3 separate regions of the Mus musculus genome follow, and all the other regions are linked to region 1. Evidence: chromatin loops called from intact Hi-C (ENCODE). Cell type or tissue: heart. All regions are shown on one strand.

Region 1 (8,000 bases):
CATTACCGATGGTTCTAAGCCACTATGTGGTTGCTGGGATTTGAACTCAGGACGTTTGGAAGAGCAGTCAGTGCTCTTAACCACTGAGCCATCTCTCCAGCTTTATTATTATTATTATTATGATGATGATGATGATGATGATGATGATGATGATGATGATGATGATGATGTGCATGGCATATGTGTATTGTGCACAATGTATTGATATGGGCATAGTGCCATGGTGGGTATGTGAAGGTCAGAGAACACTTTGTAAAGGTGGATCTCTCCTTCCAACTTTCCTTGAGTTCCAGGGGTCAAACTCAGGTCACCAGCCTTGTGCAGCAAGTGTGTTACCTGCTACACCAGCTTGATGCCAGCTCTGTTCCCTCCAGGAGAGTTTGCCACAGCAACTTTGGGGAAGAACTTTTTCTTCCCCTCTCCCTTACTCTCCATCTCTTCTATGGTGGTCTTGAGACCCTGAATGCCACCATCTGGGGCCTGACATTGGGACCAATTCTCAGAGTGTCCCTGCTCATGGCTTGCTGTCTGTCTTAGTTAGGGTTTTAGTGCTGTGAACAGACACTACACCCAAGCATCGTCAAGCCACCACCCTGGCCGATAGTATTTTCCTGCTGTGCATGAGGTATGCCTGTTCTCCCTGTGGATCCCTGTCCAGACCAAGGTAGACAGCCCACAGGTCCACGTGGGTTCTTCCTGCTCTGACATCATCTGCAGCCTTCTACTGCAATCCATAAAAAGATAAAGAATTGAAGCTTATCCCAAACTCTCCCCACATGCAAGTAACTGAGCCCAAAGCTCCTGGGACTACCCCTCTCTATTCCATGGCTCTCTATTCTTCAAAGACTTCTATTCAGACAGGCTCTCTTCAGTCAGGATTTTCAAAGTTTGGAGGAAAAGGGGCTAAAGTTCCTTTTTCATGGTCTATTCTAGGCTGCTGTGTCCCCCAACCCTCCATGTCTCTGTGTTGTTTTTTGTTCCTTATTGATATGCCTCCTTATATGATATGCCTCCCCGTACCCCTCTCAGGACTTCAGTGCCATCCTTGTCTCTGCCACATGGCTACTGGGGATTGCATGCGGGCTCTCCTGCCTGCCAGGCAGGCTTTCTACCCCTAAGCTCTATCCCACTGACGTTCGTATTTGTAGTAAGGATGCTACCATCCTATCCATACATTGTGATTAGAAATCTGCTAGGAATCTTTAATTCCTTGTCTTCATTCTCCATGCCCTCTACACAGTAGTTCGGTGAGGTTCACATGAGAAACTCCACATTCATCATTGTGCACTTTCAGCTTGACACAGCCAATGCTTCATTGAGGAAGCTAGTAAATATGGCACTCGGTCAATCAGTCCTGCAGTTCTCTCCAAGTCTGAATCTCTCGAAAGAAGCTGTCCTTGCTCACCTCCTTGCCGTGTCCCTATCAAAGGTCACTGTCTCCCATCTGGACCCAGGATAGAAACTGTCATGCTTCTTATTTCTAATCTTTTTCCCCACTTCCTAGTCCACCTGGAAGGCAAGATCCAAGGAACCCTGAAGAGAAACCACCTTAGATGACATCACTCTGTTGCAGAAATGCCTGTGCTTTCTTATTGGCTCACCGGCAAGCCAGCTCTTTCCACCCAGTGTCACCTTACACTGTGCTGTGTCTCTTGTCCTCATACTCCTGCCAGACTGCCATCGAAGTCGGGGGGGGGGGGGCACTCCCAAATCCATTCCTTTGTAGAGATACCATTCCTTCAGTCTGGAAAGTCCCCATTGTCCCAAAATAGCAACCTTTCTCATTACAAAGGCCCCTTCCTCCATGAAAACTCTCTCTCTCTCTCTCTCTCTCTCTCTCTCTCTCTCTCTCTCTCTCTCTCTCTCCCTACCTGACTCACTTCCATTCCCTTCCGAGTGCTTCTATTTGTCTCTTACTTTTTCCCTATAACTTCCTAAGGAGAAGCAACTCGATAAATATTAATGGACTGAAATTGAACACCTTTCTGACATTAAGGTGAGAGGCATTTCTGTTTCATCCAGATGGAGAAAGACCGGGCATGAGAATTCTTTAGCCCAGTCTACATGCTCTCTGAGCCCTCTCAAATATCCCGGCTCCGGTTTTCTTAGGATAATTTAATGGCACACACTTCTTGCTTCTGCCTCTTTGGTTCTTCAGTTATAAACTACATTACCTTACCCCCAAGCACCCCTGTCTCAATCTTGTCTCTCAATCTCCTAAAATTTAACAGCTCTCTTGTACAGAATGGCGCCCAAGCACTAAAACACCCAAGAGAATTGCTCTTACAAAAGGTCTGATCTGTATCAAAGAGCTCCATCCCTGAGTAGAAAACACCATGAAAAGCAAGTCGCCAGATGCAAAGTGCTGAGCACACACAAATTGCACTGCATTGCAGGGTGCGGGGTGCGGGGTGCGAGTCTAAGCCAAACGTCCACCACATGCACGAGCTTACCAGTTTCACAGGGAATTATAACACACCGAACAGCTGCAGGACAGGCACTGTGCAAGTGGGTGGTATTTTGTATACATCTTTGCCACTTTTGAAGATTTGTTTTTCATTAGGCAGGCTGAAGCCTTTTTTGCTGCCACATAGCTGGCATAAAAGGGGAAAGAAAAAGCCATGTTATGGATCAGCAGTGGCAGTATTGTGTATTTATCTCCTGTAAGCCCAGCAAACCATTTGGGAACCATTTATTGAGCAGAAATTCCAAATTAACCCTTCACTTGCTGTGCCATGCTATAGAACCACAGCGGTCTCTCTGTGTTGCAAACTTTGCTTCTTTATTGTGTTCTTTGGGTTCTTTGTGCATTAAGGATAAATTGGGTAAAGAGAGTAAAAAGTGTGGAAGTGTCTCTTATGTGCTTGGCATGGCCTTTATTTATCCTGGGAAGTGTCTATGCCCCCTGGAGAGGACTGAAAGATGTGGGGAGCTGAATGCTGAGAGCCATGAATGATCCAAAATCCCCATGAGAGGGCCCAGTGTCACTGAACTGAAAGCCCCTCTTGGGTCCGGATTGTGTTTGTCCAGTGCAAACCATTTTGTACCTGTCTGCTTGTTGGCACTTTCCCCTCTGGTGTCTTCATAAGTAGACTGGACCCCTCAGGAGAATGTAATGCTGCTGGCGCCGTTCCACCAGAGTTTTCCTTATGTACTTGTTGAAATGATTGACTGGTAGGGCAATGTGGTGGACTCTCGGTGGAATCAGGCAGCTCTTGGTTCCCATCTCAACACTACCACTTTTCACCTGAGGAGCCCTGGCAAAGGATAGGACCCTTCTGGACCTGTGTTATGCTGTGTCAAATGTGCTAACCCTGCCCTGTGACGTTGCCTGGCACGTAGTAGGTTCTTCATGAATGTTAGTACGACTCCTATTCACCTTCCTATCAGTCTTTCCGTACTTAAATGGGTAATGAGGGACATTGAATGATAAGTAAATTCTCCTTATGGTCCCTTTGCACTCCTTACATAGAAGCCACACATATCCAAAACATGTCTTCTTCCTCTTTCATATTCTATATAGCGCTGCCAGTGTTAACACCACATAAAGGCGAAGAGGGGGAGGGTCTGAGTGGTGCCTTCCTTCTCTCCGTGGAATCATCCTGATTAAGGATGTAACACCGCGCTGCCTCTGTAAAGCAAAGGGAAGCAACCAGATGTGTTGAGGGGGGGGTGCGGGGGAGGATTCCGTTTTCACTCAGGCTTGGCCCTGAGCAGTAACTTCAGTGCCTGGCTTCTTAGGGAACACCCAGGGCAAGGTGCAAGTCTGTCCTACTCAGGCAGCTGGAGGAAGGGAGGCGACTGGCTGGCCCTCTCCTGAGAGTTAAAAAAGATTTTTCGCCCGAGGAACAATATCTTGAACTCCTTGTATCTCAGCCAGTGACTCACGCACTGGAAGCGGTGTAAACACAGGTGGAGGACCTGGGTGCCCCAGCATGATTGAAGGCCGGTCCTCCAGGCCAACATTTGCATTCCACTGTTAAAACACTAAAGTTCAAAGAGATGTGCTGAGCCATTTGCTAGAGGCCTGGACATGAGGAGCTGAGCAGGACCTGAAATCTCTCAGCCAGCCCTGCTCCAGCCGGCTTGTGGTTCTCCTAGGATAACAGTACGTGGCAGTGAAGGCGCTCACGCCTCTTTCAGAGCCCACCGCCCTAGATCTTATTATTGTACTCCGGATCCCCTCTCTTCCATGTTTCGTTCTTTTGCTCCCTCCCTACCAGGGTCTCCTAGGGTCGGCTGGGTGGAGGGATGAGAATGCATTTACTCCGACAGACACACCTATCTGTGCATTGTGGTTAAGGAAAGCTGGGAGCACCAGAGATCTTCCAAGCAGAACTGCGCTGAGCTGGGATTGAGCTGGGGACGCTCTGGGGGGCTCAGCTCCAGGTCTAGGGGCGCCAAGGCTCGGGCTGGGGGCGGAGCCTCGCTGTGGCGAGCGAGGGGGCGGGGCGCGGTGCGGAGTTCCTAGGGACCTGGGCAGGGGCGATCGCCCGCCCTCCTGGACTGGGGACGAGCAGAGTGGCGGGACGCGCAGGCCCGGTGGAGACGCGGGGCAGCGGCAAGGACTGCGGGGGTGCGGCGGGAGCGGAGCGGGCGGCGTCACCCGAGGCGGAGGGGGCGGAGCCGCGATCGCAGCTGCCACCCGGCCGCCGGGCCCAGGCAGAAGTCAGCCGCCCGCGGCTGGGCAAGCACTCCGCGCAGACACGCTAAAGACAATGCTCCGAGGCGTCCGGCGGGGCAACGGACTGCTGGGTCACCGACGGCGAGGCTGCGAGACCGCAGACCCCAGGTGAGCCCACCACTCTCTCTCCAGATCCCGCCGCTTTTTGTCTGACGAACGTGGCGGCCCAGGGGCTTTCGCAGAGTCGCTGCGGTGGCCCGGCGGGCCAGCCCCTGCTGGCGTCCCCAGGGGTGACAGGCTACCGATCCGGAGCGCGTGGAGAGTCCGGACCTCGTGCTCAGGGTTGTGCCCTCGGTGCAGGTTCCGAGACGGGAAAGCTGGGGAGTCGGAGGGGTATTTTCAATTCTTTTGAGAAACGCTCGCTTTGAAACTGGGAAACTTTTCCTTGGAGTTCCGGGAAGGGTGATCGACTGCTGTAATGGTTTTACTGGTCTTGCTGGTCTGGCTGCTCTGTTTTGTGTGTTGGGAACTGCTCCTTTTGCAGTGAGTATTGTCAAAGGAGCAGAGGGGCAGAGGCCGTTCGGGCTGCTCCGGCCAGACCCGGAGGTGACGAATTGGGGGTCCAGGGAAGCCACCTTTAGGCTGCAGCTGATCTCTGAAGGAAGGTGCTATCTGTTTGATGAACCTTGGTGATCATTCCATACCTGGAGCTAGCTCCCAACCTTTGCTTGTGATGTCCCCTCTGCAGCCGGGCGCACACACCCACATGCACCCACATGCACACGCAAGCACGCTTACCCTTGGAAAATAGAATCTCTGCTTGTGTGTGAGTCCTGGGAATGCGAATGGAGGCGGCTGAGCAATTCTCAGCCCACAGCGCTCGCTCACTGTGTCTGTTCTCCCAGGTAAAGCTCAACCATGGTTTTGCAGAGCCTATTGTAGAGCCCAAAGGTCTAAGGCTGAGGAGTTTTGCAACGGATTCAGTTCAGACTCAGGTTGGAAAGGCTTAACTGATCACAGTTCTCAACTCTACCTTACAGCCCCTTCTGAGGAGATTTGACAGGAGGCCCCAGAGAAAGCAAGTTGGCTTTCCTAGGGTCCCTCAGAACTTTGCTCCCCTTATTGGATCAGACTGCAGGCTTCAAGTCCACACTCCTCCTACTATGATTGCTCAGAAAGTAGAAAATAAAAAGATATGTAGATACCATTATATACCCTCAGTGCTGGGGCTGGGGTGAGGTGGGGTGTTAGGGTAGTCATGTCCTGCTTTCTCCCTAGACCACGCTGGCTAATGGAATATAATGCATTAATCTATATACTTTCCATACATACTATACCTTTGGGGGGTTGCATTATTATTTTTTTTTTGTAAAATACAAGAAGCAATATTATTTAGATGGAAAATTGTGGAATTCTATCAAGTAAGGCATGAGCAAATTTGGGTGCAAATAAGAGGGGTTTTGACCTGAATACTTAGGATCTGGCCACCCTGATTCTTCGGATTCTTTTTGAGATGGGGGTGGGAGTGTATCTGACAGCTCAGCCTTGTAAATCGTAGCGCCCCGAAGTTTGCAGAGGCAAAGCTCTGTTATTGTGACTTGGATCACAAAGAAGGCTGCGGATCTTTTCCTGATCTTACACTTGCAGCCTCTCACTGAGAAATGGGATCATTTGCATAATTCTGCACCTACCCTCTGAGGTAGGCATGTGAGAAGGTGCCATTCCCAGGCTGTGCAGAGCTGGCACTACCCAGGGCTCTCTCTACTCCTGCTCTGAGAGTCATTTGCATAGTTCATCATCTTTTCCCTGAAAGCAAACAGGAGACAGTTCCAGGCCTAGAAGGGCTGCTCTAGCTCCAAAGACAAGCTGGGAATGTCTGTTTGCAGAGCCTAAGGAGCCAGTTTTAACAGGACACAATGAGTCAGTGACAGTGGGCAGCCCGGGGTTTCCTTTGTTACTCATATTCAGCGACTTCTCTTAAAGATACTCTGTGTTTCTGGGCAGTTGTGTGACCCATGTGGTGGTCAGCCTGCAGGAAAATGTCAGAGTTGTGGAAGAGAGCAAAGGAGTGCCCGTGAGTGAGTGAGTGCTCTCAAGGTAGCTTCTGGCAGTACAGTACAATAATCAAGAGCCTACTGAACTCCCCAGGCTGTCAGAAGCTGATGGCAAAAAAAAAAAAAAAAAAAAAAAAAAAAAGGAAAAAAAAAACCACACACAAAAACAAACAAAAAAAATGGAAAGGAGGGAGGAGCCTTACAAAGTGGGGTGTCTGGGTGTTCTGGATTGCCTGTTAAAGAGGAAATGAGATGAGGCCACCCCAAATTTGACCTGTGTGACTGTGTGCAGCAACCTCTGAGGAAGCCATTGGATGTCATCCCCACAGCTCCCCCAGCCTGCCCTGGAGCTAGCTTCCCAGGAGCCCCACACAGCTGTCTCCCCAAAGCCCACTGAGGGTCACTGGAGTCTTGCCTACAGTAGACATGGGCCCGCAACGTGGCTTTGCTGTGACCTGGAAGGTCTAGTCAGGCTTCCCATACAAATCTGGCCCTTAGAATGGCAAACTCAACTTCTCTGAAGACTAAAACAAAACATTTCCTCCACCCACCCACTCTCCCCCACCCCTCCGCCTCCCACCCTGCAACTGCACCCCTTATAAAACTTAGCAGCAAACATTTAGCTCTCTGAGGCTGGTGACTATAGGAGAGAGAAATAGCCTGGCGTGATTCCTCTGCTTGTTAAAAGCCTGTGACTTCTTTTGGAAGATCTGATAGAGAAGGAATGGGCTATTTGGGTGTATTGGGAGGAGAGGAATCTAGCCAGCATCGTTAAGGGAAAGAAAGACCCTATACTGACTGTAGAAACATTCAGATCTCAAGACTGTGTGTGTGTTCATTTAGCTTAACGTGGAAGCTGTTTTCTCATTAACTGGCTGGAGCAGGGGTACATTTGGCTTCTATACCCATTGGATAAGCACCTTGTCTGTAAGTGTGGGAGACGAGAGATGGAGTGCTTCCCACAAGAAGTCTGGAATGATCTTGGGAGCTTTGGAGCTCCCGGGTGATCCTATCTGGTTAGTCCTGTTGATTGCTTAGAGAGAATTAACCTCGGGCAAATTCTCACCCGATGGGGTGGCGTAGCCCCCCAAGGGCAGTGCTTGCTAAGTTCCAGGAGCATGCTTATCTCCAGATCTCCACAAGGTTTTCTTCCATAGCACTCTCCTACAGGATGCCGAAGCATCCTCAGTAAGGAAAAGAGAGCAGTGCAGAGTAAGCAGGGAACAGCTAGCTAGCTGGGATCCTGAACAAGGTGAAGAAGGTGTGGTGAGGTGGTCCAGTCAACTGGTTTATCTTTGGAGAACAGCAAGCTTGGTGTCGAT
Region 2 (8,000 bases), 66 kb after region 1:
TGTGGTGCTGTTAAGAGCATGCGGGAGCCCTGGGAAAGAATGCTACAATGTGTGGTGTCTGTGTGTCTGTAAGTGGATACCACTCCCTTTCGTGATCAGAAAATGATCTAACATTCACGTCGTCTGTCTAGCTTTCACTGGAGTACCCCTGCGGTCTGTGGACCAAAACAGGAATTCATTAATACAGGTGACCTACTATGGTTGTAGGAAAAGAGGTTTTACTCTGGTGTCTGATGTGAATACTGGAGAATTATGAATGACATAATAATAATTTCCTTGTTTACCTGCCTTCTCTGCTCCAGAAGACTTAAGCAAGTCTTGGTATTGGAGATATTATTCCACCTCCTTACAGCCTTTCTCTGCTTCGTGGAGAAATCTGTACAGGTAAGCTTGGAGTTTAATAAAAAAAATTAACGTTTACAAACGTTATCCATGTTAGATGGATAAAGAAGGGAGGGAGCATTTAAACCTAGAGTCTGGGTGGGTGCCTGACTTCCACTCTCTGCTCATCTAAGCGCCGATGTACCTACCACATATGTGATTCCGTCTCAGCCTTCCTTCCTTCAGCATTCAGTTCAATGACAGCTAACACCTCTTTCTCTCTCTGAATTCATCTCATTTCTGGATTATTCTTGATCTGGGAGACATATCCTTTTGTCTCACCATAAACAGAACATTTCACTAAGTAGACTGTAAGCCCTGACAGTGCGGTCAGGTCCTAAACAACGATCCCAGTTCCCTAGCCTCTTGCCTTGGACACAGTAGGTATTAAGTAAATGCTGCCTTTCTCATCATTATGACAGAAACAAGTCGAGGTGGGGGGAGATTTCTTTGGCTCACTGTTTCATAACAGCCTCAGTCTGGCACGAACGGAACAAAGGCACAGAAACTGTAGCTCCTCCTATGGCTACAGATCAACCAGGCCCAGAAACAGCATCAGGGGTGGCCTTCAAAGGCCCACTAGTGACTCACTTCTGCCAGCCAGGTTGCCCCTTCTAAGTCCCACAGGTTTCAAAGGGTTGAAAAAAAAAGAACTCATTGCTTAGTGTTACGGGAAATATTTTTAAAAATGCTCAAGGAGGGCATTCAGATTCAACCCAGAACAAATATGTTAGGACGGCTCTGACGGTCAAATGGTTACAGATGATAACTGATAAACAAATGATTCCCCACAAGCCATACCAGGTTTGCAGTGGACAGAGTGCCTTCGTGTGCTTTGTGTCCCTCAATCCCCCTTGGTCTGACAGCATCCCTACATGGTAGCGGGACAATGAGCCCCAGAGGAATTGAATTGCCAGAGAGTCCCATGGTAAGTGGTGAGGCTCAGCCAGAGATGAGGTCTTCCATAATCAGATCCAGCATCATCGTTGTTTCTGACAAGACAGCACACTCCTCAGGACCCACAGACCCCTGTCCTCATGCTAAAGTTGCTCCTTGTTTTTCTCGTCTTGGGCAGCTTCCACTGCAAGGATGACACTGTGACCCTAGCATTTAGGGAGTTAAGGCAGGAGGCTTGCTATGAGTTCAAAGCCAGTCTAGACTGAAGAGAAGACCCTATCTCAAAATAACAACCGAACATTAAGCTCAGATGAGATTTTATATTTTGTTAGGCATGTCGTGCCAACACCTATCTTTCTGAAGCAAACGGCACTGAGATGAACAAGAGAGATGACAGCATACCCAGGAAAGCTTCTTTCTGAAAGGAGAAAGTCCTGTTATACAGCCCAGGCTGGCCTTGAACTCATGATCTCCTGACTCAGCTCCTAAGCTGTTATGGAAAATATTAAATATTTTTACTATTTTTATTGTTAATATTTTATATTTTATTTTTAATATTTTATATTTTAAAATATTTTTTAATATTTCCTGTAACACTAAGCAATGAGAACATAGAAGTGCTGCACCATGCCCAGTTCACACGCTACTTTTATTAGAACCATTTTCGTTTTGTTTTGTTTTGTTTTGTTTTGTTTTGTTTTGTTTTGTTTTTCTAATGATTCTACTAACTTCACGGATGACCTTCCCTCTGGTACCTTGAAGAAACAAAGTTCTCTCTTGGACCGACTCCTCCACCGGAGCCCCTGTTCTGCCACTGTACCTTCTTCCTGTTCTGAGACCCTGTATAGCCTTGTGGGCTGGGTGAGATAGCTCAGCCCTGCCAGCCCCTGTATCAGTCTCTGCTTCTATATTTCCTTACACCCTTGGCAGCAAGCCTGAATTCAAACTGCCTCGATGCCACAGTCAGCTTCCTGAGCATCTCTGCTCTGCCCTCCCCCCCCCCCCCAGGCTTCTCTGTGTTCGACTCCAAGTAGGATGGGAGACCACGTGGTTTCTTTGCCCGGCATGTACGATATGCACAATTTTGCTGCCCACCAAACAGGCTATCTGAACAAAGAGGGGGGGGGGGAGAGAGAGAGAGAGAGAGAGAGAGAGAGAGAGAGATATCCTTGTGCTGTCTAAGCTGTCTGCTTTGTGATCTACACCATGAGATTTTTTTCCGCTGGAAATCTTAGTGTTATTACTATGCTGAACTTGCTGGATGCTCCTGGCTATGCTCAGACTGTCCCAACTCTCCTAAATATAACCATCCTGGTGCCACTAAACCTGGGTGAGTTCAGAATGCAGAACTTTACGCTGAGAGACATGCTGGACCAGACAGAGACAAAACCTTTAAATATTGTCATTTTAAAGGAATATTGTCATTTTAAATGACCGTTCCCAGTTCAAGAAAACAAAACCCATGTATGAGTTTCCCCAGATTTGGATTTGCATTAAAAGACACACTTTTATTTCTCGGCAGTGACTTGTGCTTTCTTTCAGAGCCCCTCACTGTTCGTTTTTACAAAAGGAATTTGGTTTTCTCTGGCTTCCTGGGACTCCCCGTGCCCTTAAACTGCAGTCGGCAGCGGAGTTCAGACTAACTGCTTTCGTTCCCATTTCTGGTCTTCAGGCCTGTCTGTCACAACGAGCTAAACCCAAACAAACCATTCCAGGGGCCCCCATAAAGCCACGTGAGAGCTATGACAGGAAGAGAGTGGTTTCAGAAACTACTTTGAAGGGACCAGAGTAATCTCTTTAGCCCAGAGCCCTGAAGATCCTGTTGCCAGAAGTACGGATATGATAGCTCAATTCCCCCGCACTCAAGCTTCTTCCTCCTCCTCCTCTTGCTTCCAAATAAATAGCTCTCTGGGGCAGTGATGTCTACATCAAAAGCCACTTGTCACTCAGTGGCCTTCCCAGATGGGAAAGTGTTTGTTTTGGCTGAGAATGACAATTTTCTCTGCATCCGGAGGTGGACTCTCTCGCAGGCCTAAGCAGGGTAAGGTTGCAGCTGCCAGTTCTTCCCAGCTGCCATCCCCCAGAAAGGTCAGAGGAAGTAAAGACAATGAAGGCCGGCTTCCCCAGAGCATGCGTGCATAGGCACAAACGCACGAACCTAGAACTGGAGACTCCCAAAACGGAGCAGAACCTGCTGGCTGAGAAGGCCTTTAATCTCATCTCTGGAGTCTAGTTAGCAACATCAGTGCTTGGCAAACTCTGAGATCTTGATAGAGGGTGAGTACACACATGGAGATCAGAGGACAATTTGTGGAGAGCCCTTGCTTGCCCATTTTGTTGCGGCAAGGTCTTGTTTCTGACACAGAGCAGGGTAGTACCCGACTAGCTGGTAGTTCACACGCTTCTAGATGATTCTCTTGTCTGCACCTCCCTTCTTGTTATAGGAGGAATGGGATAATGGATACCTGCCTCTACAATCAAGCTTTTAGGTCAGTTCTAGGAATTGAACTACAAACAACAGTAACAACAGACACCACTCGTGAGGTAAAATATCCAAATCTTAACTGTTTAACCACTTCGTGCATCCAGAAGACTCCTAAGGAAATGTATTTTCATTCATGTTTGTAGAACATGCCAACCCTGGAGGTCGTCATGTCTTGCCTGGAGATCGTCTTGCCAGTCACGCATCACAATGAGATGACTGTCTGATGTTCTCTGAGGCCTTAGCAGTTGTGGCTATTTTGGTTGATAAAGACTGTGGCTTTGTTTAGTTATTAAGAGCTGTAATAATCTTGGCAAGTTTTCTGAAATCCCTTTTGACACCCCTCAGACACTTTCAGTGGGGTACCACATGACCTCAGTATTCTTAGTGCAAAATACATTTGCCCATCCCACAGTTTATGGGTATCTGGATTTGGCAAAATGATTATGATTTCTATGCATTTATGTGACATATTTTCTTTTATTATTATCTTTAATTGAAAATTCCTACCATGTAATCTGATTATGGTTTTCCCTCCCCCATCTCCCGAACCATCTGACTCTCCCCCATCTCTCTCTCCCTCCCTTTGTTTTTCTCTAGAAAACAAACCAGAATAAGGACAGACAGACAGAAATATGGAAGGAAAGAAAAACATTGACAGAACACAAGAAACACACACATACAAACAAAATCCACAAAAACACGGAATCAGAAGATATAATATGCAAGAAAAAGACAACTAAGATAAAAGGTGCCCTAACAAAGCAATATGGAACGAACAAACAAACAAACAACAAATAAAAAATCAAGTTTTGTGTTTGTGTGTTCGCCATCTACTCCTGAGCATGGGGTGGGGGTGCCCTTAAATGTGCCTTATATATCTAGTGAGACTCCATTGAAGAAAATGAATTGTTATCGATCACTTCTGGGTTAGATCCATTTCCCTTCTCACTATTGGACTCTGTCTAGCTTGAAGCTGTGCAGACCCTATGCATGCCTCCATGCATTATTCTGTGTGTCCATGGCTTTTTCCTTTCAACTATCAGGTGACAGTCCATTGTATGAATGCAGCATAGTTTCCAGTGTTCATTCACTTTTTCTTTTTTAAGCTGGTAGACAAAAACAAATTGTGCCCATTACTTGGGTACCGTGAGTTATCTGATACATGTGCATATTGTGCTGGGATCAAATGACATTAAGGAAATGTATCTCATTAAACAGCCATTACTTCCTTATGGAGAAAGCATTTGAAATATTTTCTTGCAGCTTTTTGTTTTTTCCCTTTTGGAATAGTACATTGTATGTAACCTATCATCGATAGCAACAGTTACAGTCCTCATCATCTTTTGATGAACTCTGTGGCTTCCAGTTTAATGTTTCAATAGGTAAGATGGCCGGGAGCACTCACAGGGAGCACTCACACACACACACAAAGTTTAGTTAGATGTATGCCTTCTTTTCTCCTGGTAAACACATAACAGTAGATAGAATAGGCTTCCAGAGTGGGTGTTAACTGAGCTTTTTAGGGCTTGTGATCGTTTGTATATGCTTGGCCCAGGGAGTGGCACAATTAGAAGGTGTGGCCCTGTTGGAGTAGGTGTGTCACTGTGGGTGTGGGCTTTAAAACCCTCATTCTAGCTGCCTAGAAGCCAGTATTCTGCTCGCAGCCTTCAGATGAAGATGTAGAACTCTCAGCTCCTCTTGTACCATGCCTGCCTGGATGCTGCCATGTTCCCACCTTAATAATAACAGACTGGACCTCTGAACCTGTAACCCAGCACCAATTAAATGTTGTCCTTATAAGAGTTGCCTTGGTCATGGTGTCTGTTCACAGCAATAAAACCCTAGCTAAGACAGGGCTTTATAAAATACTGCATACTTGCATGCAGCATGTTAAAGTTGTTTTATTTTGTTTTGTTTTTTATTTTAACTTTATAAACCTTTATCTGTATTGGGTGTGTGGGTGAAAGGGGCCAATTTCTGGTGATCTATATAAGAAACAGTCATAGAAATGATACAAGCGTTTTCACTTTCCTGTTCCATATCACAAATCATTTTTGGTTTGGTTTGGTTTTTTCACAAATAACAGGTAAACTAATTTACCTTCCTAACCAAAGTTTTGTCTTACTGGTCTTCACACCTCCAAATTCTTTGTTCTTATTATCATTGGCCTCTGTTGTGACCCCCAGCTCTTCCATGAATGTCTTCGGGTAATAGGGAAAGAGGAAGCCAGGGAGGTAGTGAGCCAAGAACCTCAGACTGGGATGACAATAGGAAGGGGCTGTCAAAAGCACCCAGGGCCAATTTCCAGACTTTGATCAGTGTTTCTGCCTAAGCATGGCTTACTTACAACTACTTATGACCGGATCAAAAGATAGTTTTCTATCTCACAGATCACTTACTGTAATCATGGGAATATGCCTGGCTTTCATAATCATTCTGCTTAAAAAAAATCAGTCTGGAAGTTACATTGGAAAGTAATTGCTTATATATTTTCCAGTTTCACAGCCCTCTTAAGACTCTTTTAGAGGTACAGCTTCTGTCTTCCTAGCAGTGACACTCTCCTGTCATAAAAGGTGAAGGACTTTATCATGAATACAACTCCAGGGGCCCCAGGAGAGGAACACCCACTGTCCGCAAATGGTATCTGAGTTTGGTTCTTAGCATGCACATAGTGGCTCACAGCCATCTGTAACTCCATTTCCTGGGGCTATTATATCTTCTTTTGACCTCTTTAGGTATCAGACACACGTGTGGTGCACATACATATACATGTGCACGCTGTGATGGCTATTCTTGGTTGTCAAGTTGACTAAATCTGGAATTAACCAAAACCCAACCATGGGGCACACATGTGAGGGACTTTTGCTTTGAAATGGGGATATCTACTTCTAGTCTGAATCATTGAGGTGGGAAAACACACCTTGAATACAGATCTTTGGAGATGTGAGAACCCACCTCTAATCTCTGCCATGCTTTTGGCTGGAAGCCTATAGAACATGGAAGAAGGAAGCTTTTGCTCTCGGCCTGCTTGCCCTCACCTTGTAACAAGCCCATTCCTTCACTGGCATTAGCGCTGACTTTTTTGGGGGATTCTAGCACACACTGAAGAGCAGCTGAGACATCCAACCTCACAGATGGAACAGTTACTGAATTCTCGGATCTTCCTTTCATAGGCAGCCATTATAGGACTAGCTGGACCACAGCCTGTATGTCGTCATTCTTATAAATCTACCCCCTCTCTCTCACATGTGTGTGTGTGTGTGTGTGTGTGTGTGTATTCTTATTCTACCAGTTCTATTACTCTAGAGAATCCTGACCAATAAACAGGCAAAACATTCATCACAAAAAAAAAACCCAGTTATTTAAAAATGAGGTTTTTAAGGAAATGTATAAAATTTCATGATTTCCCATTAAGGCTAAGTTAATTCAGATTAACATATTTATTCAGAAATTTATTTTTTCTCTTAAATTAAACCACTGCAGCTCTTTTGATGGAAGGCTTAAGTTGAAGTTATAGGTTTCCTCTTCTGTCATCTGTTGTGCTCCACCCTGGAAAGGAACTGGACATAATGACACTTGCTATACATCAGCTGGCCCCAGTGGAGTCCCAAGGGCACAGTGGGTGCCTTCTCATGGATTCTAGGCGGGGGCTAGTTCTCTGATGCTGCCTTCTGTTTTGGTAGGGGGGGGGGCGATCCAAATGGGTGTGGTCTATGTTTGTAGTCACCTCGAAGGCTCTTTCTTGGGGCATATCCTGGGGCACAGGATGAGCTATCTGCAAATGGATTCGCTCAGTCTTAACTTACAGTGAGAGTTATTGAAGTAGATGGGCCACTCTGAGCCTCTATCATCACCATTTATAACGGAGATCAGTAAAGAAGAATGTCCCCCCCCCCTTTTTTTTCTTACTATCACTTCACCTGAAATATCTCTTGAGAATGACTATGTCTAGCTTTTTTTTCCCCTGCATGATGTCAAGGCTATTTGGGAATGGTCAGCTAATATTTTAGCAAGAGTTGGCCCCTAAGCTTCCAACTCTGACAGCAACTTCCTTTTCCCTTTCTCTACCCACATTACCGTTCTCCTGTTCTCTCTGGTTTCCCTGGGTTCTCTCTCACCTTGTGCCCGTGGGAAGGCGCTTCCACCAATTGAAAGACTCCCAGAGAATTCCCCCACCCCGGGGGATTTCCCAGCTGAGTCCCGAGTCCTTGGCTCTTCCAGGTGGCCAACTCTTCCG
Region 3 (8,000 bases), 86 kb before region 1:
GAAGGAGAAGGAAAGAAGGAGGAGGAGGGGAGGAGGAGGAGGAGGAGGAGGAGGAGGAGGAGGAGGAAGAAGAAGAAGAAGAAGAAGAAGAAGAAGAAGAAGAAGAAGAAGAAGAAGAAGAAGAAGAAGTTGATATTCTAACTGAACCAAACATAGACGTAAAATATCATGCTTATAGACTGATCTCTACTGGGGCAAATTCAAAGGAAACACAGCATCCAGACAGAATTTGTTATCTTCATGATGACTCTCAATCTGCTAAAAAGTCATTATTTAACTTAAAGCTGGCCATACTCCAGACCAAGAATAAACGAGTGTACTCACTGGGTTTAACCTCTCTGTAGCCCAAAACTATTTCCTATGAATATTTTAGGCTTGTGTAATTTGGCTGGAACACAGTCTTCAGCAAGGCCATTGCCACTGAGAGCTCATTAGAACTGTAGCAGTCAAACCTACTCCAGAGCTGCTGTCTTAGTTAGGGTCACTATTGCTATGATGGAATACCATGCCCAAAAACAAGTTGAGAAGGACAGTGTTGATTTTCAAGGTTTACACTTCCATAGCACCCCTAATCATTAAAGTCAGGACAGAATCTCAAATAGGGCAGGAACCTGGAGACAGGAGCTGATGCAGAGGCCATGGAGGGTTGCTGCTTACTTGCTTGCTCCCCATGTCTTGTTTTTCCTGTTTTCTTTTAGAACCCAGGAACACCAGCCTAGGCATGGCACCACTCACAGTGGGCTGGGTCTTCTTCCATCAATCACTAATTAAGAAAATGCCTTACAGCTGGATCTTATAGAAACATTTTCTCAATTAAGGTTCCCTCCACACAGATAACTCTAGTTTGTTGTGAGTCAAGTTGACATAAGACCAGTCGACACAGCTACTGAGTCACTGTTGTAGATTCTAGCAAGACCTTCAGGTGACTCATTCAGGTATTATCATTAGAGAGACAATATGAATCTCAGAACGAAGACCACACTGAATCTTCTGAATATGGAGCTAAAGGCTGTTATATGTTACCTCTATTTTCTGCTAAACTTAAGAACCTACTAGGTCCTCTCTTTCTCCTGTTATGGTAGTTTCCCAGGACTCAGGAAGCTTTGAACAAGCCCAGCTTTTCTTTAGTGTTAATATATCTGCTAACGCTAGGTTCCCTACATCCAGCCAGGAGTGAGATGGACTGTGGCTAACCTATACTCAGATCTCTCAACGGTAACACCAGTGAGCAAAACCTCTCTGTTCAGGATTCCCTAACCTGTCTTTTTTTCGCTTAAGTTAAACTCTAGATGCTGTGGATTCCAGGCTCCATCCTACTTGGTTTGGGGCTCCTTGACTAACTCACTGAGTTCATTTTTCTTTGCTTGTCTGAGAAGCTTTGAAATGGATGTGAAGTGCCTGGCCCATCTGCAAATTCAATCATGATTGAGAAACTGGCACTGGCAAGCGGTCAGGCTGACCTCACTGGGCTGCATATCCTTTCCAGAGATTCACTAATCTCATGATCTAGCCTCCTTTCCCGGCAGTGCCCGGACAGCTCCCTCCCCCAAGCTCTTACTGCTTCTTCCCCAAGGCTATCAGACTAATCTTTCATAATCACTCCTGCCATCTTTCCTACCACCCTTCCCATAAAGACTAAGAAAATGTGTATGACAGGCTCAGGGTGAGAATGGCTGGCTTTCTCTCTCTACTTAGCTCTCCCTCTCCTATCAGGTATCTGCCATCTGATGTATTAATTCCTCAAAACACTATTACACTTCTAAAATGTTGAAGGTACTTTCAAATACCTAAACACTACAACATTGTTTCTTAGTGTCTATGTTATAGGATTAAACAAGTATAGTGGGCTTCTGATTATTCCAGATCTAGTGGGCAAGACTCCATGAAGGGTATGGCACATGTAATGACTACCTCAACATTTGTACCCAGGATGAATTAAGCCCTATGGCAACACACTCTTTGCCTATGAAACATGGGCAGATTGCCTGTTACCTTTCTACAGAAAGCACTACCTAGACAGCAGAGACTATTTGGAGTTTCTTTGTCTGATCGGCTGCTTTTGAGAAAGTCTAAAATGAAAACACTAATGGCTGATACTGAGATCACATAACCCTAAAAATGGCCATGTTTGTGAGGCACACCGAGGTCACCTGTAGCTCCTTTGGAATCTCACACAAAGCTGTCCTCTCAGTGAAGATGACCAGCCATGGGTCTCTAGTAATCTGGGCCCAGTTTGGCCACTGATGATGGGGAGATCAGTACATGGGGCACACTGCTGGGAAGGCTTGTTCTCCACTGCACAAATGACACCAAATATCACCCATAACTTTGTTCCTCCTGACATCGATGACCATGTTTACTTTCTGTCTTATTTTCTACTCTGCTTTCCAAGCCACATGCTTCTTTTCCTTGTCTTCTTCCTTCTTTCCCTCCCCAAGACCACTGCTTATGCCCACTATTCTGGCTGATGCTTGTTTGTTTGTTTATTGTCAATGACACAAACTTAGACTTATCTGGGATGGGGAAATCTTAATTTAGAAAACTCCTCTGTGAGTTTGTCCTGTGTGGCATCTATAAGCCATTTTCTTGATTAATGATTGATGAAGGAGGGCCAGCCCACGGTGGGTGGTGCTATCCCTAGGCAGATAGTCCTCGGGTATATAAGAAAGCAAACTGAGACAGTCAAGAGGAGCGAGCAATGTTGCTCTGTGGCTTCTGCTTCTGGTCACAGTGTTTATCACAGCAATAGAAACCCTAACTATGACACACACCATATGAAGCATTTAGAAAACAAAATGGCTCCTACTTTTAAAAGCTGGACACACACACACACACACACACACACACACACTTTCATATTCTTGGCAGGTGAACAGGGCAGCTCCAGCTCCTATTATTAGGAATTGTTGCAATAATGAGCTCTTCCTGGCATATGGAATACATTGGAGCTCACCAGCTTCATCATCACTTTGTTTTGTGCTTTGAGGTGATAAGGTGTTCTCCCAGCCCTGCCAAGCTACTTCAGAAGATACTTCCAGGACTATAGAGGAATTTTAATCCAGCCACATGGATGCTCTGGCAAGGGATGATATCCAAAGACCTTCCAGGTTTTTGTGATCTGGCTGGAATGCAGACATGCCCCGGAGGACAGCATGGTCTGGTTGAAATACAGACACATCCTTATTAAACACCTTTAATCCCAAACAATGAAGGTAAAGTTATTTTGTAGAAGGAAGCAGCCATCTTTGAAAATGACATCTAATTGAGTGGAAGACGAAATGATGAATCATCTAAGATTTGACATAATGAGTCAGAGATAGGATATCCCCAACTCACATGCAAAGGTTAAGAGAGGGTACGTAAGAGAGAAGTTGAGAGAGAGACAGAGAGACAGAGACAGAGAGACAGAGAGACAGAGACAGAGAGACAGAGACAGAGAGACAGAGAGAGAGTGTGTGTGCGCAGTTTTACTGGGACAGCTATACAGAGACATCTCACAGGTGAAAACAAAAGGAGCCAGAGAATGAGAAGGCAGAAGATTAGAAGGTATTGTTAGAGTTAGAGGCCAAGCAGAGCAATTCAGTGAGAAGCTGAGAGAAGCCAGTTTGAATTAGTCAACTTGGAAAGGAGCCAAACCAGCCAGCCAGAGTTCAGCAGGAGCTAGGAAGAGTGACCTTATTCAGCAGTTAAGTCTTAGAGGCTGAAACATTCCAGGCCTGGTTTAGCAGACAGATTCAGGTTAGCAGACAGAGGCTAGAAGCTTCCAGGCCTAGGCAGAGAGATACTCTGGGTTCAGTTAAAGCCAAGTATTTGTAAAGCTCGGGTACAGCTTTTATCTCTTCCCTTCCTCTGAGGAAATCAAAGTGACATTTACATTTACACAGGGCAACCCTATTTTATAAAGCAAGGCTTTGAGATTTTTCCCACTAAAAGCATGTATGTCTGTCCACATGCATGGTCTGGAAACCTCATTCCCACCTACAGAAATGAAAAGAGAAAAAAATAATCTAAAAATAACAATAGCAGAAACACTTTATCTTCCCCACCTACCCCCTTTTCTGATAACGTCCTGTCAGGTAGCCCAGGCTAGCTTCTTGCCATGCTCCTGAGTTCTAGGATTTCAATCACACTCCAGGGCCTGGCAACCTTGATTGTGTTTAACATTGAAAAAAAGAAAAAGTTTCACAATGCCCTTAAATACTTGGAGTATTTTGGTTATACTCATGTGTTTTTGACAGCAAGTAGCATTTGGTGTTTCTCAGATTTGACAATTGCATGTACCTAATCCAAAGAAAATGTTAATTCTCAAGAATACTTGGACCCGACTTTGACCAATGCAGACTTATGGAATTTATCTGTTTCGTGAAAATATCTCTTAGTTGCAAATTGCATTTATATAACAGATGTGTTGTTTTACTCTCCATGCTATATTTAAAATCTGCATGAATGTATAGGTTGAGAGGTAACATGAGCTACTGGTATGAATACCCACCATCCAGGCTCACCAGAGGTGAGTTTACAGCCAATCTCACTTGTACTTGGTGGTGCTCTTAAGGCATACCTCCCTCAGGTCATATGGTTTCATTTGTAAATATCTCAACTTGTTTCCGTATCTCTAAGGAGTAAAACAAGAATTTTGGAAGAAAAAAAAGAATAACAGTTCCATCTTCATCTTTATTTTTTCAATGTTATCAGTTATGTACTCTGTTCGAATTCCTCAGGATGCCTGATAAATATTTCTTATAATTGCTTTGTTCAATCAAGATTCAACTTTTTCTCCATATACCTGGTAAGTAAGCAAGAGTTTTGGGTTACCATTCCTCATACCTATTTCCTAGTGGAGTAACTTTGGCCCATCTCCAAAGAACTCACTTTCCTATCCTGAGCAGGGCCACCTGACAAAACTCTTCATGCTCAGTTAATTTCAAGTTTCGGGGGGGGGGGAGCAATACCTTTTGGGCATTTTGTGTGTTTACTTGCTCAGTCTTGTCATCTAGCTGTCGTGGTCAGCATGAGGACTCCCCGAGAGAGCTCGTCAAGGACTTAACACTATGCCCAGACACAGTCTCTACAGGATGCCAGCTGTTGCCACGAAGTGCATTCTGGGGAAAAGTATGGACGGGAATGGGGTGGGTGATGAATGTAGGACTGAATGGAAGCGGGGAGGGATGAGGAAGGGGGTTTGGTTAGAAGAGAGGACAAGAGTAGGGGTGCTGAGAAAGCTATTGATTGGGCTTCCATCTGCTTTCTTTGTTTGGGGATGGAGGGGGTGGGAGGGAGGCGTTCCCCAGGTGGGTGATAGCAGTGTTCTTGGAGCTCAAAGATTCAAGCAGCAGTGAGTAATTATCTCTTACAGGTTTCCAAATCTTCCGCTGACGAATTTACAGGGTCTGGGCAGCCGGCTATGCTTCTGATAACAGAGATATTCCTGGCTTCCCCTTAAAAAATTGAGAGCTCTGGCACCAGTAAGTCCGCACTCCCACCTGGCCCCAATGAGGAGAGCTGCCTAGCAGCTGTTCCCTGCAGTGGTACCGGACACTTGCCAGTTTACCGGCTGGCCCCTTCCCTTGCTTAGGTCAACCATGTGTTCCCTGGGGCATCGTGCTGCGCTTGCTACCTGGCCTTCTCTCTGGCTCTCTTCTGCTGCCTCTTTGGTCCCAGAAAATGCTGCCTGGGGGAGATCAGGCTGGCGAAAAGACTCTGAGGAACTGAGAGTAAATGGTTCAAGGAAGGGACCTCTATTCAGAAGTGATTTGTCCATGGTACAAGGGAGGAATGAAAATGTAAATGAACGCTTTTACCAAAAAGGATATTGTGGATGTTCAGTTTGACAAAAGCTCAAGATGGGATTCAAGAAGAAAGTGGGGAAAACAGATGAGGAAGAACCCAAAACTTTGAAGCATGAGGGGGGATCAACTGGTAAGGAACAAACAACAACAACAAAACAATAAAACACAACAAAACAAAGGTCAGCTGCACATAGCCATTCTAAGGAAACCTTTGTTCTCAGTGTACTAGCGCTGAATCCCCACTGTTTAGAGGTCTCCAAGGAATTCTAATGGAGGCTAAGCGCATTGTGATTTGTTTTGTTTTGTTTTGTTTTGTTTTGTTTTGTTTTGAAGTCATTAGTGATAACTGAGCGCAGAGGCTCACATCTGCAACTCTAGCACTCCAGAGGCTGAGGCAGGAGGATGATGATAAATAAGTTCTAGGTCCGCTGGGTTAGCTCCTGAGAACCTGTCCCTGAATATTTGAAAAAAAAAAGTCACCACTGATGTGTTTTTAACTGAAGTCAGTGGGCTCTAAAGTCAGATTTGGTATCCGAGGAGCAGCAACTGGGGCTGATGATCAAAGGTGGATGGGGCCATTTCCTGGATGCAGCTGACAGTGTGACTCTGGGCAGGAAGTGACAGGACTGCTCCAAGCTTAGGTAACTCTACTCCTTACAACTGCAATGTTTCTTAGCCTGCACTCATCACTAGTGTTCAAGATAGCTGACCTGACAGGGAGAAGGAAGATAGGCAGCCAACCCAACTCTTATTAGACAATCGTATTGTCCCTGGGGGTGGCTTCTGAGCCATGCTGCATCTCTCTGGATAACATGCAGTTGATGGAGAACAGAAAATCTGAGAATGTCATTTGAGACTTGTCAAAAGTCAGAGGTCTTTGCTTTCTCGAGGACACTGAAGCAGTTTGCTGTGTGGGGTGCGACAACACCCAGAGAAACTGCCGAGCCAGTCTAACAGCTCAGCCCAGAGGACTCTGGACCCCATCCTCAAACTTCTTAGACATGAGGAGCTTCCGCCTTCTATAAAGAGGAGGTTCTCCCACGCAGATGACTAGCTTGGCAAGAGACGAAGCCCAGAGCTTTAGAGGGATCAGAGGATGCCTAAACATTGTATTCGGGAGCTCGGGCTGTCAGCTTACTCAATCAAGTCTGCCTTTTGTGAGTGATAAAGTTTTCCTTTTGTGGCCTGAGTTTTTCTTTTCTTTAAGATTTATTTTGTATTTGTGTGTGTGTGTGTGTGTGTGTGTACGCCTCGGGTGAGTGGGAGGGATAGGGTGGTAGGCGTTGTCAGTGGAAGTCTAAAGAAGGCATCAGATCCCCTGGAGCTGGAGTTACAAGCAGTGGTGAGCTGCCCAGTCTCCTAGGGCTAAGAATCAAACTCTGCTTCTCTGAAAGAACAGCAAGGATTCATAACCTCTGAGCTTTCTCTTCAGCCCCAAATTTTTCTTACTAGAATGTTCCTAAGGATTTTTCTTCTAATAAGAATAGGTTTTGTTTATGGAAAACTGTTAATTGGTAATTACCAACAAATAAAAAAAATACCTTTGTATATAAATCTTGAGTCTGTATTCTTTACGGTGTTTCCTTATCAGTTGCAGGAGTCCGTTTATATGAATTTCTTTAATCCGTATGATAAATAAGGCAATCCATGAAAGGCATTAGGAACGATATCTTTACACTCAGGGTAGTTAATGAAATATTGGAAGCATCTCTTGAGAGTTTTCAGGAGCCACAGTTCTGAACCAAACATCATTTGTAAGACACTTAAAAACAAATCTGCGTGCATGTGTGCATGCATGCAAGCATGAGAATGCCTCACGAGGCACTTGAGTGTGCTTCGTAAGAGTGCTCCTATATTATCTTTTAAGATTAATTTATTTGGATCTTCACAGAAAATTATCTCCTCTGTTTTTCTTTCTCTTTTAGTATTCTACTCTAGGCAAAGTCACCAAACATACCCTCTTCTAGTTTTCAAGGCCTTCACTTGTCATCATGCATGGTTTTGCCCGGTTCTCTGAGGCTTGCTAAAGGTGTTCTCTTAGCCATCATCTGAGTTAGAGACATTTTGTTTTCTTGGCTGCTGCTGCTCTTTCCTTTTCTGGTGCTTCTTGCTTGGTTTACCTGTGTTAGGGTTTTATTTGCCATCCTTTCTGCTTCTAGAATGAAAGTTTTGTTTAGGCATTACTGTTTGGATTTTAAACGGAACAGTTCA

What was found. Hi-C counts contacts between places; a loop is a spot of excess contacts. Peaks named below come from ENCODE experiments on the same cell type or tissue, not always from the same donor. Only the 100,000 strongest peaks of a DNase experiment are listed, where the experiment ranks them.
Region 2: a loop joins it to region 1, with 1.9 times the contacts of the local background. A loop is called at or near these places in 5 of 42 quality-filtered maps.
Region 3: it touches region 1 in a loop (2.1-fold over the local background); 3 of 42 quality-filtered maps call a loop at or near these places.

The regions. Positions count from the first base shown.
Region 1 is chr8:36,090,197-36,098,196 of GRCm38, forward strand. Prag1 (PEAK1 related kinase activating pseudokinase 1) reads left to right here and starts at 4,632. Exons shown (of 6, transcript NM_172911.3): 1 at 4,632-4,792. In heart, a CTCF peak has its summit at 4,890; DNase peaks (open chromatin) are centred at 3,885, 4,575 and 5,335; H3K4me3 peaks cover 3,069 bases; H3K27ac peaks cover 3,295 bases.
Region 2 is chr8:36,156,025-36,164,024 of GRCm38, forward strand. Gm38414 (predicted gene, 38414) reads left to right here. Exons shown (of 4, transcript NR_151736.1): 1 at 1-187; 2 at 303-384; 3 at 3,723-3,822; 4 at 3,907-5,010. Among named protein-coding and RNA genes, the nearest start is that of Gm38414, 4.0 kb to the left of the region's middle. In heart, no CTCF peak of the experiment used is centred here; DNase peaks (open chromatin) are centred at 3,287 and 7,977; H3K4me3 peaks cover 61 bases; H3K27ac peaks cover 2,003 bases.
Region 3 is chr8:36,004,256-36,012,255 of GRCm38, forward strand. No RefSeq gene overlaps it. Among named protein-coding and RNA genes, the nearest start is that of Gm39163, 58 kb to the right of the region's middle. In heart, no CTCF peak of the experiment used is centred here; no DNase peak of the experiment used is centred here; H3K27ac peaks cover 719 bases.